2 separate regions of the Homo sapiens genome follow, and region 1 is linked to region 2. Evidence: chromatin loops called from intact Hi-C (ENCODE). Cell type or tissue: mammary epithelial cell. All regions are shown on one strand. Each heading gives the region's core, and the rest is flanking DNA. Links, peaks and the distances in the headings are about the cores only. Region 1 overlaps HMCN1 (hemicentin 1). Region 2 has its middle 84 kb from the start of PRG4.

The links. Peaks named below come from ENCODE experiments on the same cell type or tissue, not always from the same donor. Only the 100,000 strongest peaks of a DNase experiment are listed, where the experiment ranks them.
Region 1: it touches region 2 in a loop (5-fold over the local background); 9 of 110 quality-filtered maps call a loop at or near these places.

What each region holds. Positions count from the first base shown.
Region 1 is chr1:185,991,781-186,001,418 of GRCh38, forward strand. It overlaps HMCN1 (hemicentin 1), which reads left to right. Exons shown (of 107, transcript NM_031935.3): 23 at 1,402-1,529; 24 at 3,035-3,307; 25 at 5,649-5,744; 26 at 8,265-8,459; 27 at 9,518-9,638. Among named protein-coding and RNA genes, the nearest start is that of HMCN1, 260 kb to the left of the region's middle. In mammary epithelial cell, for the core only: no CTCF peak of the experiment used is centred there; a DNase peak (open chromatin) is centred at 4,651.
Region 2 is chr1:186,207,580-186,217,217 of GRCh38, forward strand. No RefSeq gene overlaps it. Among named protein-coding and RNA genes, the nearest start is that of PRG4, 84 kb to the right of the region's middle. In mammary epithelial cell, for the core only: a CTCF peak has its summit at 5,244; a DNase peak (open chromatin) is centred at 5,212.

The DNA.
Region 1 (9,638 bases), core at 893-8,892, 220 kb before region 2:
TCTTTAGGACCTATATACAGAGCTACAATTCCTGGTCAAAGCAAACTCCTGCTTCCAGCTTTATAGGCATTGCTAAATTGCTTTCCAAAGGGACAGTATTGGTTGTCCATCCACCAACAGAATATAAGTGTACCTGTTTCCATGTTCTAATTAGTGCATGGTATTGACTGACTGAGGAATTTTTGCCAATTGTTGGGTGTAAAATGGTATCTTGTAATTGTTTTAATTTTCATGTGATTAACTTCAAGTGAACTGAGAACACTTTTACGTGTTTGTTGGCCATTTGTGGTATTGGTGAATAACCTGTAAATCTGTTGCACAGTTTTCTGGTGACTTGTCTTTCTCTTATTGAATGTAGAAATTTGGTCTTTATTTTTGATAATAATCTTTTGTCTTTTATATGTGTTGAAAATATCTTCTCTCAGTCTATTTCTGTGGTGTCAAGTTTATGTGTGGTGTCTTTTGTTGTACAGAAGGTTTCAGTTTTTAAGGAGCACAGTGTATTAATCTGTTCTTTTTCAGATGTGCACTTTTTGTATCTTAACATGAAGAAAATTATAAACATAACCTTCAATGTTTAATTCTAATATTTTAAGTTTTCTTTTTCACATTTTGGACTTCAATCTATCTGAATTTTAAATTTTGTAAATAATATCAGGTAGTGCTCTAATTTTATATCTTTATTTTTCCATTTGGAGAGCCAGTTGCCCGACATCACTTTGAATAGTCAATACTTTCCTTACTTTTTGTAATATCACCTCTGATGTTACATATTACATGTTGAGTTTTCAAATATGCTTAGGTCTTTCTGGAGGACTCTGTCCTTAACTATTTATTCATTTGCATGTCTCTGGGCCAAGAGCACTCTGCATTTGACTTAGCTGTATAAGAAATCTTGGTACTAGGTAGGTCTACCTAGCCTCCCCTATCCTTTAAAACTATTTTAACACAATGCAATAACATTTTTATATGTAGGTCTGGCTCACCCAGCTGCATTATTACTCAATAGGAGGAATGTATTCAACTATTTTTGAGAACATGTATGTCTTCTTTTTCCTTTACTTTAACATTGTAGAAAATAATAATAAAACGTTCAAAATAAATACAAAGTTAACTCAAATATACATTTGCTTTATAGAGCAGAAAGAAGCACAATTATTTGGGAATTTCAGACCATTAAGATTTAAAAGTAAAATAAAACTGTTTTATGTTTGCAGGAAAATCATACACAAGATAATTATGAAAAGTCCTGGCTTTTAAGATGTATAGATGTACATTGCAGATGGGAAAATGGTTTAAAAAACTACTTGCAGAGTAGTAATTTCATACTGAAGTGTAGCTGCATAGGGGATATTTAAATTCTCCTCTTCCATGGTCTACTATATGGTTTCTTTCTTTTAGACACACATTCCTCCCTTCTGGTTCAATGAAGATCACTGAAACCCGCACTTCAGATAGTGGGATGTATCTTTGTGTTGCCACAAATATTGCTGGGAATGTGACTCAGGCTGTCAAATTAAATGTCCATGGTGAGTCTTGAAATGAGAACATATGACAACCCTGTGGACTGGCCACACAAAAACCCGTAATCCTAGTTTATTTGATAGTTAATTTCCAAATTGTATATAGAGTGATTAAAGAAAAAAATTCTCTAAAATCTGAGACTTGTGATTTTCTTTTGTTTACTCTGAAAAGTCTTCCTGCTATTTATAAACAATCTTCTGTTTCTTCCTTTATCAAATAAACTATGTTAAATTTTTGGATCTCAATTTTTCTACTGGTCAACAGTCACTTATTGCTATTATTGTTGATATACAGTAGAAAAAAATGTGTTTAAGCCGGTAGCATTTTATAGAAGCTAATACAAATTTCAAATAATAATTTATTAGTATTTAAATGATAATTTTCAATATTTAAAGATCTCAGCAACTGAAAAAATTGTTTCCTAGGACTCTTTGACTACAGCTCCCTAGTTAGTTTGCTTTATTCCTCCAATCCACATAGTCCATCCAGTTCTTCATTCATTCAACACACTGAGTGCATACTCTACACCAGGCATTGTTTAGATGAAAGATATTCAAATATCAGAAGAAATTAGCTGAGATAGGATTGATCTGATTTCACTCTCAGATGAATCACCACAATTGTGTCCCCATTGATTATGTGGTGTGAAGTCACACCAGAGTTCTGTCATTTACTAGCTCTAGGGCATCAGGCATATTCACTAACCTTTCTTATTTTTAGTTTTCCCTTTCATAAAATGATGATAATATTATCATAAACTATATAAGGTTGTTAGTGACAACCTTTAGAAAGTGTTCATTAAATATTAAGTTAAAGAAAAAAACATAGAAATTGTGCTTTTTAAGGATGTATGGTACATTAATTATAATTATGTCCTTGTGGCTCAACTTGATTCTACAGTGCACAATGCAAGTATGTGGAAATCAGGAATCATTTGCTGGTGTTTTGATAAACTACTGCATTTAAATTTCTGAAGGAAGTCGATAAAAGGAAGAGATAGAGGCTCTTTGTGGTTTTCTCATCTGAAATTAGCAAAAGATTTCATGAGAAACTTTTCTTATTGTTTCACTGATCCTTCTACAAAGAGAACAGAAACTGAGTACATGGAGAGAAATGCTTTTTGTCCCTTATATTATAGAAATTATCTGCATTGCCTTTTAAGGGAGTTTTTAAGCTAAAATTATTTACAAATTAAAAGAAGCCTAATATTTTAAAATGCTTTCTGTTCCTCAAGTTTGGAACTAAGAGTTTTATATTTATTATTTCCTGTAATCCTTGCAGTGTACTGGCATTACAGGCTATTTTCCCTGGATTATCAAGGAAACAGGCCTCAGGAAGTTTACTGACTTGTCCTAGATCACCTAGCTAGTGAATGATCCGAGCCTAGGTCCAAATTCTGAAATTATTTCACTTTTCCATGGCTGCCTGTTGATAAGGAGCTCTCGTTTAAAGTGAGTAAAGAAAGGAATTTGTGAAAGTTGGATTATTAATACCCAGTTATTATTTCTAGTTCCTCCAAAGATACAGCGTGGACCTAAACATCTCAAAGTCCAAGTTGGTCAAAGAGTGGATATTCCATGTAATGCTCAAGGGACTCCTCTTCCTGTAATCACCTGGTCCAAAGGTGGAAGCACTATGCTGGTTGATGGAGAGCACCATGTTAGCAATCCAGACGGAACTTTAAGCATCGACCAAGCCACGCCCTCAGATGCTGGCATATATACATGTGTTGCTACTAACATAGCAGGCACTGATGAAACAGAGATAACGCTACATGTCCAAGGTGATTCTTGACACAGGAAAATATATGTATGTAGGGTGGGGAGTGAGAGAAAAGCCCTAGAGCTAAATAGATTATCTTCGATAATCTTAAATGACTTCAGAAAGAGTTCTATATAACTTTTGTGACTCTTTAACTTTGAAAGAACCATTCCCAAAAGAAATGAAACATACCATTTCTAAACCTGCATCAATTTTTGTATGTTTACTTTTGAAGCAAAGTTGCCATGGATCATGTAGAAAACAGAAACAATCCTAGATGATGCCCCACCCACTATTTTTGGTTTGGGAGACATTGTGGGAAGAGTGAGTTGGAGTAGGTTGTCACCTCACAGTGCTGGGGTGCACTCAAAATAGAGCCCTAGGAAATCTAGGTCCACTACTTCTCTATTAATACTGTATTTGCTTTGAAGATTTAAAGATCAATGTTTATTTCTTCAAGCAACAAATACTGATCGAGCTCTTGCCAGGCATCTGTCATGTTTAGGCGGTGATGAGAAAGTAGTGACAAAGGCAAAACCCCTGCTTTCATGAGCTGTTATAGTGTGAGTAGACAGAAAACAGGCAAACAAATAAACAAGAAATACGATTGTGAAAAGTGCTTTGTGGGAAATTAAAATAAGACAATGGTCCTGAGAGTTGCCTATGTTAGATTAGACTATCAAGCAGGACTTCTCTGAGAAGGTGATCTTTAGAGTGAGATCCTCTGGACTGGAAAGAACCGGCCACATGAAAATCAGGGGGAAGAGCATTCTTGTCAGAGGGAATACTAGTACAAAGACAAGAAGAAAAGATAAGCAGGTATGGTATTTAGCACAGTATTAGATAGTTCTTAGCGCTGTACTGAGTATTAGTATTAATTAGTACTACTACTGTTCTAAGTATTAGTACAGTACTAAGGTACCTGGCCCATTGTAGTTTTGTTGGATGGTTGGCTAGGACACTAATGAAGAAGTTTTCCTGTTCATTCCACAAACTTTATTACATATTCATGTTTATAGTTGAATGGGACAGATAATAATTCATGAAATAGTCTCATGACTATGTAATTAGACATTGGTTATGCCCTCATGAAATGGTGGAAAACTCTATATGAGCTTTTAACAGAAAGACAAATCAAACAAGGCCTCCCTTGGGGTAGGGACATGTCAGTTGAGATTTGAAGGGTAGGTAGAAGTGAGGGGCAGCCCTTCCAAGATAATGTGGAGAGAACTTTCCAGGAGAAGGACATAGAATATGAAGAGAAGAGCATGTAATATTTTGGAGACACTGGGATCAGTCATCAATCAGTGAAGGCCAGCTGGCTGCATTCCAGACTGAGGGCTGAGTAATATGTGATGAAGCTGGAGATGTGGTCATGGGTCAGGTTATCCAAGACCTAGGAAGCCAGACTAATGAAGTTAGACTTTATTCTAAATGCAATAAGAAGACTTTAAGAAGTTATCGTTGGGAAAGTGATGTGGCAGATTTCCAGTTTTAAAAGTCACTCTTTTGGGAGGGAATCATTCGGCTAGAGAAGACAAGGGAAACTGGTATAGACTATTGTAGTAGCCCAGGTAAAAGATGATGGTAGTTAGAATGGGGAAAAGAAGGGAATGGGCTAAAAAATAAATAGGAAAGGAAATACTCGGGACATGGTGACGGATTGGATATGAGAGTGAAGGAGATAGAGTTCTCAAGAATAACTCCCAAATTTCTTCATGAAATGAATGGATGATGGAGCTGTTCAGAGACATGGGATGCACTGACAGGGGGCACTTAGGAAAGAACAGGTCTGAAACTTTATCTTATAGACAAAATGAGTACAAGTAATGATTTGAATTAGATAAGTCAATGATGAGATTTGTGTTTCAGAGAGAGTATTCTGGGAACTGTGCAGAATATCAATCTAAAGGGGAACATGTTTGAGAAAAGGATCCCCATAAGAAGTCTATTGGAATAGCCTGGTAAGAGGAAATAAGGGTTGGAAATAAGCAATGGTCTTAAGCATAGAGAGGAAGACACAGATATGTGAATATATGTGGTACTATGTGATTGGATATGGAGGTCAAGCTTAAGGGAGAAAGAAAAATGACTGGGTGGACCATAGTGCCTTCATTGAGGGAATAAGGGAACAGAACAGGATTGTGGGAAGCATAAAATAATGAATTTTGTTTGGAGAATTTTGAGTTTAAGGCACTGGGTGACGTCTAGGTAGAAATGTTTGGCAACTGGAAATAGGAATCATATTTAAAAGAAGAATCAGCAGAGATAGCAACTCATCAGTGCAGGTAGTTAATTGTGCCTTAGGAGAGTTTGAAATTGCTCAAAGAAAGCCTGTGATAATGCATTTATTTTCCTAATAGAACCACCCACAGTGGAAGATCTAGAACCTCCATATAACACTACTTTCCAAGAAAGAGTGGCCAATCAACGCATTGAATTTCCATGTCCTGCAAAAGGTACGTAATACTGAAAGATATAGGCATTGGCATAATGTTATATGGTTTCAGAATGCTATATTGAACCCAAATTGTCATCCTTATAAAATTCCACATCAATCCTTGGTAGAACATTTGAGCATAATAGAAACTAACCCATTTTTCAGATAACAGCTCTTTGAATAAGTATTTTTTTTCCTTGCAGGTATTTTATTTCTTTCAATGTAAAGACTTTCCATTCTTTCAAACTTGCCTAGTCTCACATGTTTTCCAGTTCAGATCCTTCCTGCTACTTCTTATTTCATTCTTTTTTTTTTTTTGGCAGGTTTTGTCTTTACAATGTGATAGCTGGAGCTATTCAAAATATTCCATATTTATCTCAACCAGGCAGAGGTATAATTAGGACTATTCCTTTGTTTGTTCTGGACACTTCTAAAAACCTCTTTTCCTAAATCTACTCTCAACTGGTAATTCTAGGGCCAGCTTGTAAATTGTCACTTGGAGGTTTATTCAAGCCCTTCCTTTCCTTGAATTTCTGGGCTTTCTATCCTACCATGTTTTCTGCCAGGAGATTGATATTATTTCTCCTCAGGGGAATGTGAAAAGGACTGTCACTTTCACCCTAACTCTGCCAAGTAGGTAATTAAGAACATCCTCTCTTTCAAGTGTGTATTCATCAGCAGTGATTTAAAGCAGGTTTGTATGAGTTCTGGCAAAGTCCAAGCAGTAGTCTTTCCATAACCTCCTGAATGCCTCCAGGTGGCTGGTACCATTTGTGCCCCCACATGTGCCTTTTAGTAGTTGTTCCTGGGCAGCGGCAACTGAAGGCCCTCATGGCTGTCTCTGTTTCTGTGGCAAGCTTTTCAATCTCAGCAGCAGCTGCCATGATTACTTTATTTTCTACCTATATTAAAACAAAAATGTCTTTAACAAGCTTTTCAGATACCTAAAGAATTAACAATAACTATTCCAAGAGTCACTGAGAATTAGGGAGGTGAAGCCTGGAAGGAGGCCTTCTTTAGAAGGGTTTAAGCTCAGGGAAGTACCATGAGTGTTCACTCCCACTGGACCCGCTGGTGGCAGTGTTGCTTCTTGTTCCCCACTGGATTCCTGACTCCCAAGCTAATTTCTTGTTTTGACTTCCCTTTTCCACCTAGAAAAACATCTCTTCCTTACTTCCTCATTTTCACCTGGAATATAATGCTTGAATTCATTTAAAGTTACTAGACATCGTTTTCATTATCTTTTACTATGATTTTCATCTTGCTCATGGTTGTTCTATCATTTAAAAATTAAAGACAATGCAATTTCTTTCTTTTGTTTGTTCATTTACATTTTTATTAACAAGTATTAATTAAGTAGTCTGATTAAAGTTCATAAAGGAATGACTGAGATGTAAGGAGATGATTACAGCCTCCTTTTTTCTTGACAACATGGACAGGCAACTGGAGTCTATCAGTTTAACCTTTTTGTTCTCATCAGTCAACATTATACTATGAGCACAATTAAATAGGTCAATCTTTAATTTTTTTCCATAAATATAACTTTCATAGTCACTGTTTAAGCCTTTAACTCAATTTAAGTGTAGCTTCAATGACATATTCTACATATTTCTGCTATTCTTTTATATATATATATCCTGGGTTATATGTTCATCTTTTAATATTTTACTGTCATTTAATACAGGATTATTAACAATGTCTTATGTAATCATGTAATTTTTATTTAATGTTTTTTATTATTATTATGGAGATTAAATAATTTTTTTAAATGCTTAGAATAATACCTGGCAAAATGTTTGCTAAATAAATACATTGTTAGTATAGATTTAATGTTTACTTATTTCCAATATTCCTTTTGATTCTATTATACACTCAAAGATTGTTGTATCATTTTTTTTCTCCAAGAGTACATCATTTCCATTCATTCTGTTAGTCATAAATGAATCCAGGAAAGCTATTTCTCAACTACCATTTCAAGAATTGAGCTATTATCCTTTGTTTAACAGAATCAGATCTCCAAAAGATGCATGAACAGTAGAGTTTCCTCATCTTTGCAATATCAGGCCTTTTTAAAAAAGGGAATTATAAAACATCGTGTCTCCATATCATATATACACTCTATTTGGTTGGCAGTCTTCATGTTGTATTTCTGTGATGGTGTCTTATTTTTGCTCTGTCTTTATTTCACCCTAAAACTCTCCCCACATCCAGTCCGTAGGATTAATATAGTTCCTGCCCTGCCAACAAATCACTGTGAACTCACTAGGAAAATGCTTTACTTACTATCATCTGAATGTTTAGATAAAAACAACTTTGTTCAAACTTTACCATAGGTCTCTTAAGACCCACCGGGATTTAGAGGCATTAACTAACATAATCTTCATATTTCCATGCCAGGAGAAATATCTTGAAGGTAGCATAGGACCTAAGGTTATAAATTATTGTCATAACAAAAACTTTATTTCTCTTTGATATATTTGATATTTAATAATTTCTGTTTTTGTTGTAAAATATCACAAGACTTTAATTTCTTATTTAGGTACCCCTAAACCAACCATCAAATGGTTACACAATGGTAGAGAGTTGACAGGCAGAGAGCCTGGCATTTCTATCTTGGAAGATGGCACATTGCTGGTTATTGCTTCTGTTACACCCTATGACAATGGGGAGTACATCTGTGTGGCAGTCAATGAAGCTGGAACCACAGAAAGAAAATATAACCTCAAAGTCCATGGTAAATGTAGCTAAAATCATGTAACTGACTGTTTGCCAGTCTCCAGTTCTTAAATGTTTAAATTATTCTCTCAGTGTAATATCATTTAATATTAATGTGAATAGCAGTATTACCAAACAGAAATCTGGTGGTATGATTGCATTTATTATTTGATTTAAACTTTCATGTAATTTTTTATTGTGACTTTACATCATTCAAAATTCAAATGGTAGAAAAAGATACATAGTAAAAAGTCTCCTGACCCTGTGCTGAGCCATCTACTTATCCTCTATTTGGGATAAAGGAAAGTTATCAGCGTGTAGGGTGTGTGTGTGTGTGTATGTGTGTGTGTGTGTGTGTGTGTGTGTGTGTGTATGTATGTGTCTTCCCGGAGATATTTTATGAATATAGAAAGAAATACAATGTTTTATCCTCTTTTTATTTATAAAACGTACACATATAATAGAACATTATATTCACATTTTTCACCTTCTCTGTCTCACTAAACAATCTATCTTGGATTTTATTTAATGTTCCTAACTGTATAGCATCTCATTGTGTAGATACACAACGATTTATTTAACCTTCCTCTGTTAATGATGAGCGTGTAGGTTATTAACAGTTGTTTTTATTAACTTTAAATGAAAATACTGTATATATGCCATTTTGCAAAAGTGAAAGTGTATATATATTTTAAAATTTGATGAATATTGGTTTCTTTAGACACTGGGCAATATTCACCCTCATCAACAAAGTAGTGAGTCTCATGTGACTTAATTAAGACCCCATAAGCTTGTATTTTGAGTAATATGTGAAATAAAAGTAGATTCTCCCTTAAGCTTATCCCAAATTTTATCCTAAATTTAAAACCTTGAAATAATAAAAATCCAATAAGGGTTGTTATTATAAATACATTGGTCAAAACTTTTTAATTTTATAACAAAGCATATGCTTAAATATGTCTAGCTTTTCTAGCCATCAAATATTTCAGAATTTGCTGTATAAAGGCCCTTATAAAGAAACTCTATAAATAATATTTATTATGAAACTAGCTAGCTATGACTCCTCTCTTTTTGCAGTTCCTCCAGTAATTAAAGATAAAGAACAAGTTACAAATGTGTCGGTGTTGTTAAATCAGCTGACCAATCTCTTCTGTGAAGTGGAAGGCACTCCATCTCCCATCATTATGTGGTATAAAGA
Region 2 (9,638 bases), core at 1,003-9,002:
TATGACTTTATTCCAGAGTAATGTGAAACAGCATTTGTTTTGCGAGAAGCTGAAAGGCTGAACTCAGTGACACCCACTCTAGGAAGTTAGTCCTTATCCTAAATTGAGGATTGTTAGAGGAAATTTAGGAATGGATTGTTTATGATAGAGTTCATTTGTTTTCTTTAAGGCAATATGAGCAAATGCCCTTCTCTTAGATGGTGGGGTCTGATGAGTTTCAGCCTTAGCAAGGGGTTCAGGAGACCAGAGGTGGCCTTCCTAGAACCAGAAAATCAGGACTGACTGGCTCAAAATGTAATTCCCTTGGGAAATTGAGGTTGCTTAACCATTGCTTCTCACACAAAGCCTGAACCTGGCCATTGAAAGGCCAACATGGTCCATACTACAGCTGAACATGAAGGTTTGTCTTCATACAAATTCTCATTCCTGGTCTGAGATCAAAGGTACCAACATCGCTCTGGTGGAAGAATTGCAGTAGGAAATAGAGCACTTGGCAGCATTCAGAATGCCATTACACTAGGCAGGCAAAGTTCCCCAAGTACTTGTTATTAAGTAAGATTAAAAGCGAGGATACAACTTGCTAAATTGACACTATCAAGATAAATGGTGTTCTATCTTTCTTGCAATTTTTTATTTCACTTTGAAATAAAGTACAACTCAAATTATCTGATGATTGCACCCTAGGAAAATGTTTCCAAAAAAAAGAAAAGAAAGATAAGTAGCTTTATTCCCAGGTAGCACAAAAACTAGCTTTCATTCAAAGCAGATGAGAAAGACAATGAACAAGAAGTAATGGTTCTCTGTATCCATTCAGCTTCCTGCCTGCAGGATACTGTTCCACAGACTAAAGGTAAAAACAAAGAGACACTTTAATCTTTCTCACACCCTGGGAGCTTTGATCCCATAAGCTGATTTTTCAGTACTAATTGTTATATCTGGATTCTGAACAAATGAAACTGAGCCTTCCCAGCCTCTAGTTCGAAGAGGCACAGGCATCTGTCCTCAGTTGACACACACCCAGCTAAAACATTGCAGCTTGGCTGGCCTTTTGTCATTGCTCTCTTGACAGCAAAATAACTATCATCTGGCTTGGTTGGATCAAAGAAGGACATGCATTTGAGGCGGGGCTGTTCCTTTACAGAATAACACTTCGTTATTATTACCTCTTTGGCGACATGATATGGAAATTAAAAATAAGCATCTTTTGATATGCAGCAGAAACAATCACCAGACCTGCAGACTGAACTTGACTTTTTGCCTAGCAGTCTCTTTGAAAAGAAACTGCTGCTTCTACAGTTCTTCCATCTTTTAGTGGTTGCTTCAGATGTTGGGTTTAAAGAAACCTTGAAGTATGAGTCACAAACAACAAGACAGAGGGACTGTTGATATGTCTACTCCAGTAGGGAAATGAGGATGCACTACAGTTTATTTGCAGGTCCTAATGTGCCAAACAGTAGAGCTTGTTTCAGCCTGTCCTAATCTCTGCCCCTAATCAAAGGCCCCCACATGAGAATTGTTGGTTACTCTAGTTTGTCACACATGTTATTAGTTTTCAAGCTGGAAAGTGTGGAGATGATTGTACATATGAGGAAGCTGAGGTCCAGAAAGCAGGAGTGATAACTTTAAAGTCTGACCAAGTACTTAGGTCCCATCTCAGGCTCTGTGCCACTTAAGAAAGCATGTCCCAATTAATTCATTTTTGGTTACACTTGTCAATTTTAAATTTTACCTTGGGTCACCTGAGTATGGATGGATAACAGAAATAATCCTACTCATAAAAATAAATGTGGGAAAGAGTTTAGAGGTGGTAGAAGTTATAGAGGCAGACATATGGTATAGACTAGAATAAGAAATAGACCACACAATATAGAACAGAATAAGATAATGAAAGGATAAAGAAAAAGAAGAAAGAAGGTGTCATTATGGGTTGAATTACATCCCCCAAAAGACATGTTGAAGTCCTAACTGCTAGTAGCTATGAATATAACCTTATTTGGAAATAGGGTCTTTGCAGACATAATCAAGTTAAAATGAGGTCATGAGGGTAGGCCCTAATCTAAATCTGACTGATGTCCTTAGAAGACACACAGGGAACGTGCCGAGTGATGACAGAGGCCGGGATTGGAGTGATGCCGCTGCAAGCCTAAAAACATCAAGGATCGATGGCCACACCAGAAGCTAGGAAAAGGCAGGGAAGGAGTCTCACCAGTAGGTTTCAGAAGGAGCATGTCCCTGCTGACACCTTGATTTTGGACTTCAGGACTTCAGAACCGTGGGAGAATAAATTTGTTGTTTTAAGCCATGCAGTTTGTGGTACTTAGTTATGGCAGCACTAGGAAACTAATACAGGGTCAGAAGGAGAAACCTGAACCTGAGATCACCCAACTATACCCCGATGTGAAGCAGAATTAAGATACTTCACCAGTTGGCTCAAAGGCTAACATTTTCAGAATTTTTTTCACCCTTCATAAAATCAAAGCAATCTTTACTTGTGCTCCATTTTCCAGCACCACTCTACTTTTTGTTGTTGTTGTTTTTAACAGAGCTCTCTGAAGCTAACTTGATTTCATTTGCCAGTTCTGTGAGTAGTCCAGAATTTAATCTGTCCCATCCTAGAGACTTGAGCTCATTTAGGACAGCCAGGTAAACTCAACCATCTTCACGCTGTCGTTCAGTCTTAACAACGTTCCATCTTCTTCAACCGGAAGTTCATTCTTCTCAATAGGCAGAACTGAAACCAGTTAGGATTTGGAGAAGTCCTGCCTCCCTGTGTCTATTGTAGTGGACTTCCGTTAGGTTTTGGCAAACACACAACTCTCCACCTATGTTGTGGGGCATCCCGCATTGTGCAAGATATTGCTGATACATGACACCTTATCCACTCCCTCCTCCCGAAAGTCAAAGGGAAGAGAACCCACTGCGTGACATTTTCCTGCCTGGGAACTTGCAAAGGGCACAAGGGACACAAAGCAACCCAAAGGTGAAGGGCTGGTCAGGGACGCGCTCTCTTTGTGCTTTGGCAACAGCTGCCTCCCGGCCACGCTGTTCTGCTAAGGGAGTGATTATTATATTTCCTCTTTCTTTCTTCTGATTTTTCTCCAATATACATAGTTCTTAATAAAAATTTCCTATACATACCTTTCTAATACACCTTTCTCACCTGAGAATGATTTCTAGATGTGGACTTGCTGGGTCAAAAATAACTCCTGAGGGTTCAGAGATGTATTAACAAATTGCTCTGAGGACACAATTACACTCTCAAGTAGAAACCACTTAATTTTGCCAACTTCATCATAAATTTTTACTCTGATAAAATTATAAGCTATATGTTTTTATTGTAAATCTATCTATTTGTAAATCTCCCCATAAACTAGAAACCAGACACATAATTTTGAAGGCCATGTATTTCTTATTAGTTCTCCATAAAACCAATTCATACCAGTTTTTTTGTTTTTTTCCTTTTTGAGGTGGAGTTTTGCTCTTGTCACCCAGGCTGGAGCGCAATGGTGCAATCTCGGCCCACTGCAACTTCCGCCTCCCAGATTCAAGCGATTCTCCTGTCTCACCCTCCCAAGTAGCTGGGATTATAGGCACATACCACTACGCTCGGCTAATTTTTGTATTTTTAGTAGAGACAGAGTTTCATCACATGGGTCAGGCTGGTCTCGAACTCCCGACCTGAGGTGATCCACCCACCTCGGCCTCCCGAAATGTTGGGATTACAGGCATGAGCCACTGCGCCTGGCAAAAATTGTGTCTTCATGAAAAATGCACGTCATCACTGGCCATCAGAGAAATGCAAATCAAGACCACAATGAGATACCATCTCACACCAGTTAGAATGGCGATCATTAAAAAGTCAGGAAGCAACAGCTGCTGGAGAGGATGTGGAGAAATAGGAACACTTTTACATTGTTGGTGGGAGTGTAAACTAGTTCAACCATTGTGGAAGACAGTGTGGCAATTCCTCAAGGATCTAGAAATAGAAATACCATTTGACCCATTTGACCCAGCCATCCCATTACTGTGTATATACCCAAAGGATTATAAATCATGCTGCTATAAAGACACATGCACATGTATGTTTATTGCAGCACTATTCACAATAGCAAATACTTGGAACCAACCCAGATGTCCAACAATGATAGACTGGATTAAGAAAATGTGGCACATATACACCATGGAATACTATGCAGCTATAAAAAAGGATGAGTTCATGTTCTTTGTAGGGACATGGATGAAGCTAGAAACCATCATTCTGAACAAACTATAGTAAGGACAGAAAACTAAACATTGTATGTTCTCACTCATAGGTGGGAATTAATAATGAGAACACTTGGACACAGGGTGGGGAACATCACACATGGGGGCCTGTTGTGGGGTGGGGGGAGGGGGGAGGGATGGCATTAGGAGACATCCCTAATGTAAATGATGAGTTAATGGGGCAGCACACCAACATGGCACATGTATACATATAAAACAAACCTGCACATTGTGCACATGTACCCTAGAACTTAAAGTGTAATTTTAAAAATAAATAAATAAAAATAAAAATTACGTCTTATTTGCCATCATGCCCTAGTAACTGTACAACATCTAACACACAGTTAGGTACATAATAAATATGGAAATAAATGAATTTGAATTGATGTCTGATGAGAAACCGGTTTTGAAAACCAATAACTTTACAGAGAATGTTATCAGTATTTTTTTTTCAAAATAAAAACTTCCTTAGTAACAGGACAAACAATTCAAGGAAGCAGGATTTCGCATCCTTGAATTATACTTCCAAGATTTTGCCAAACAATTTATTTTTTAATCTTTACTTTTGAATGAGTGATTTATTGACAAAGTACAAACAAAACAGCAAACACCAATACAGAAGTGAAAGGAGAACTCCCCATGCCTAGGCCTGAATCCTCCGTTTTCCTTTCTAGAGGCAAGCGCTATTACAGCCAAACAACATTTTTCAATGGTATCAATTCACTACGAAGCATTTTCAAAATTCCATCAATCAACAAACACCATTCCTATAGATAAAGGCATGCTTTGCTAAGTTTTCTGCAAGTGCTCTTTCTGCCCTTGGATGAGGATGTAGCTCCATGATGATGAATGTCACCTGGAGATCAACATCATTTCCCACACTACCCTTGTGAAAGGAGCAAACATCTGTGGAATGTCTGTCTGGCCTTCTCAAAGCAAGCATGAGAGCATGCTTGTGTGTTCCAAGGGTGACATCCACTGGTGTACAATTATAACTGCAGGTAGCAGGCCTTCCAAGATCTTCAGATGAGAAATCCTTAACTCGAATGCTAACAGACACAGTGATTCTCAGACATTCATCCATTACTCCTGACTTTCTAAACACAGTAGCCAGCCTTACCTATTTCGGATCACAGAAGAGAAGGTTGAATTGTTCTGCATCAGCCATAAAGATGTGCCTCTGGACAGTCATTCATCCATTTGTCTCACAAGTAATATTGAGAATGAACCAGATACATGCCAGTTACTGAACACCTCACACAGTATTAGGAACAACGATGAAAAAAAAGCACAGTCCTACCCTCAAGGGCATTTTCAAATTTGAAAGAGAGGTGAAACATACACAGGTAACTATTGGATATGGCAGGACATGGCAACTTCTGCACTCACGTGTGCATGAATTTTGCCCTGATTTGTTATTTCATCTAGTCTTCACAACAATTTTTAAATATTGAAAATGTTACCATATTTTCAGCAGAATTAACAGGTAGAAAAACCAAGGTTCAGAGAGATTAAGTGGCATGTCTATGGTTACACAGCAATAAATGTCTGATTCCAATTTGGCATGATTCCAAAATCCAGACTTCCAGCACCACCCGGTGCAATCCACCAGCTTAGCTCATAGAGCAAAGGCAATTCCAATCTTTTCCAGGGTTTCTAGCCTGCATCTTATGTTTTAAAAGGGTATCTCTATCACAGATTCAGTAGAGAATTTGTATTCCAATAAAACTACTATCAGAGATAGAGTAAGATTATAAATATATAGGAAATCTTGAAAGTCAAACTCGGTAGAACATTCACTCTCTATATTCAGATTCTTAAGTTTTCTGCCAGCTCCCCTGAACAGAAGACTTATTATATCAATATAGGTCCTTAAGCTGGGCAACATGGCAAAACCCCATCTCTACAAAAAATACAAAAATTATCCAGACATATAATTAGGTCCTTAGATATACGTGCCACCTCGCCCAGCTAAGATATATAGGTCCTTAGTTTGTAACTCTTGTGAGTCAAACATTTCTAGAGAAAGAAAATCTGGCTTATACACTTGGACACCAAAACATACCAGTTGTATCAATCATGATTTGATCAGAGAAGGAAAACCTCTGGGAAGTCACGTATGTAATAGGAGATTATCACAGAGATTTGATCTCACACAATCATGAGAGATGGTCAAATAGTTGACTTTCTGCTGTTATTTTCACATTTATTACTGTGCCTGAGGTCAGCAAGGAAGACATCCAGGAAGGAAAGATAGTTGTGAGGTGAGGGAGAGCAATGACAAACTGGAACCAAGAGGACAGGCTGGAACCTGTATTGGCCCCTTACGGCCTCCCAGTCTCCAACTTCAATGATGCTAGTAACCTACAGGAGGAGGGGTGCTCTTTATAATGGGGCTAAACATGCACTTGGCCCGGGAGAAGCAGCAGCTGGGAGTGGTCCAGTGGGAACCGGAGGTGCCCAGCTGCTGTCCATGACAATAGCATGAGCCAGCAGACCCTGGACCATGTGTGCGCCCTGCACCAATTATCTCAATGTAAAAATCATATGGCCCTGGCTATTTTTACCTTTCAAACTGTATGCAAAGTATCTCCTATGACCCACACTAACCTGGAATTATGCAGTGAAAGAAATTCTGGGAAATGTAGCTCCAGCTTAAATACACCAACATGAGACAAAGCAAAACACATTATACATGCAGAATTATTTTGCTGGTGTTTTATTTAAATGTGAATTATTTCTTTCTCTAAACCACAGATAAAGCCCATTTTTGCCTATTTGGCTAAATTAATATATCAATTATTATCTAATGGCCAGATAATAACAAAGAAAATAGGTTCTTAGTCATGAGACATAATCACATGAACACTTAGTTTTACCCAAGGAAGGTATCTTGCAGGGAGAAAATAAATGGAAAATGGACATAAAATCCATATCCATTCTGAGAAAACCCCAAATTCTTCACTAATCTCAACATGTGCTTGAATTCCTCCTATACCTCTATGCCCTCATACCCAGGAAGCAAGGATCATTTTAGCCAGAGCAGCAGGAGACCAGTGCTGGAAGCCTAGGCTTCTCTTCATTCAACCATTGACAACATGAGATTCTGTCAGCTCATGACTTGATGAAGCTGGAATCTGAGGTTACACCTTCCAATTATACATTGCATAGCTGTTTACTTGGTAACCATGAGGAAGGCTTCCCACTCGCCCCTCTTTGGCATTATTGAAGTAACCACCACAGCCAATGATCCTGGAGGCTTACAGAAGTTCTTCAAGGACACTCCTCATCAGGATTCAGATAGGACAGGACTCTAACAGCAGTAGAATGAATGCATCTCTGGTCATTACAACACAGCCTTTCACATTCAACCATTTCCAGACTCTCTTCTGGAGAGTTGGTAGGTTAAATACCAACTCTTAACTGATTAATCAAAAGCAGCTTAATTCTTATTTTAAAAATGTGATTTTAGCATAGAATTAAATACTAGCTACAATCTTCCAATCTGAATACTCAATCTAAAATCTGGGTCTACTTTCTATTATATTCAATTCATAATGTCAGTTTTGAGAACAAATCACATGACAGATCAAAAATATACTGTCAACCATTTGCAAATATATGACTATTTATGATAATGGGATATCATACTTTTTAGTAATCTATGCTTAAACAGGCAGGAGACCTATGAGTAGCAAAGGAATAACAATGCTAAATCTCCTCATACACTTTGAACTCTATGTTTGTGAATTATCATGACTTGATTAGGCTGATAGCATCCTTGTCTCTGGGTTACTCCAAGTTGAAACACTGAATATTTGACCCTATAAGCTAATTATTATTGCTGTGGAATCTGATCAAAGTATTGAGCTTGTTATTTTTAGAATACATAGTAATTTGTGCACAATGTATGAAATTAAATATTTTTTGTTCCACATTGAAAACAATTACTGGTGGAAAGTAAATTATTAAAAATAGGTCACTGTATTGCATAAGAAGGTTCATATTAATGGGTTACTAAATACCAGAATGCTGATCATAAAAGAACAAGGCATTGCTATATTTGGCCAGGGGAAATTTCTGTGCAGTAAGTTCATGCTTATGTGACAAAGAAAGCAGCCTTCCAATTGAAGTCAGAATAATTTTTTTAAAATATATATTGCATGCATAGCACTAAAGCATCAATCCAAATTCATGTCTAAATGTCTAAAAGGCATTTAGAGTTTGGGGACTCACACAATAATAAAGGCCTGAAATAAATGGCCACCCAATCCCAAAGATAATCATCTGAGAGAAAGCCCAGTAAAAATGATATTGTGTATCCTTGATGAACATTGATGCAAAAATCCTCATTAAAATACTGGCAAACCGAATCCAGCAGCACATCAAAAAGTTTATCCACCATGATCAAGTGGGCTTCATCCCTAGGATGCAAGGCTGGTTCAACATATGAAAATCAATAAATGTAATCCAGCATATAAACAGAACCAAAGACAAAAACCACATGATTATCTCAATAGATGCAGAAAAAGCCTTTGACAAAATTCAACAACCCTTCATGCTAAAAACTCTCAATAAATTAGGTATCGATGGGACTTATCTCAAAATAATAAGAGCTATCTATGACAAACCCACAGCCAATATCATACTGAATGGACAAAAATTGGAAGCATTCCCTTTGAAACCTGGCACAAGACAGGGATGCCCTCTCTCACCACTCCTATTCAACATAGTGTTGGAAGTTCTGGCCAGGGCAATTAGGCAGGAGAAGGAAATAAAGGGTATTCAATTAGGAAAAGAGGAAGTCAAATTGTCCCTGTTTGCAGATGACATGATTGTATATCTAGAAAACCCCATCGTCTCAGCCCAAAATCTCCTTAAGCTGATAAGCAACTTCAGCAAAGTCTCAGGATACAAAATCAATGTGCAAAAATCACAAGCATTCTTATACACCAATAACAGACAAACAGAGAGCCAAATCATGAGTGAACTCCCATTCACAATTGCTTCAAAGAGAATAAAATACCTAGGAATCCAACTTACAAGGGATGTGAAGGACCTCTTCAAGAACTACAAACCACTGCTCAATGAAATAAAAGAGGATACAAACAAATGGAAGAACATTCCATGCTCATGGGTAGGAAGAATCAGTATCGTGAAAATGGCCATACTGCCCAAGGTAATTTATAGATTCGATGCCATCCCCATCAAGCTACCAATGACTTTCTTCACAGAACTGGAAAAAACTACTTTAAAGTTCATATGGAACCAAAAAAGAGCCCACATTGCCAAGTCAATCCTAAGCCAAAAGAACAAAGCTGGAGGCATCACGCTACCTGACTTCAAACTATACTACAAGGCTACAGTAACTAAAA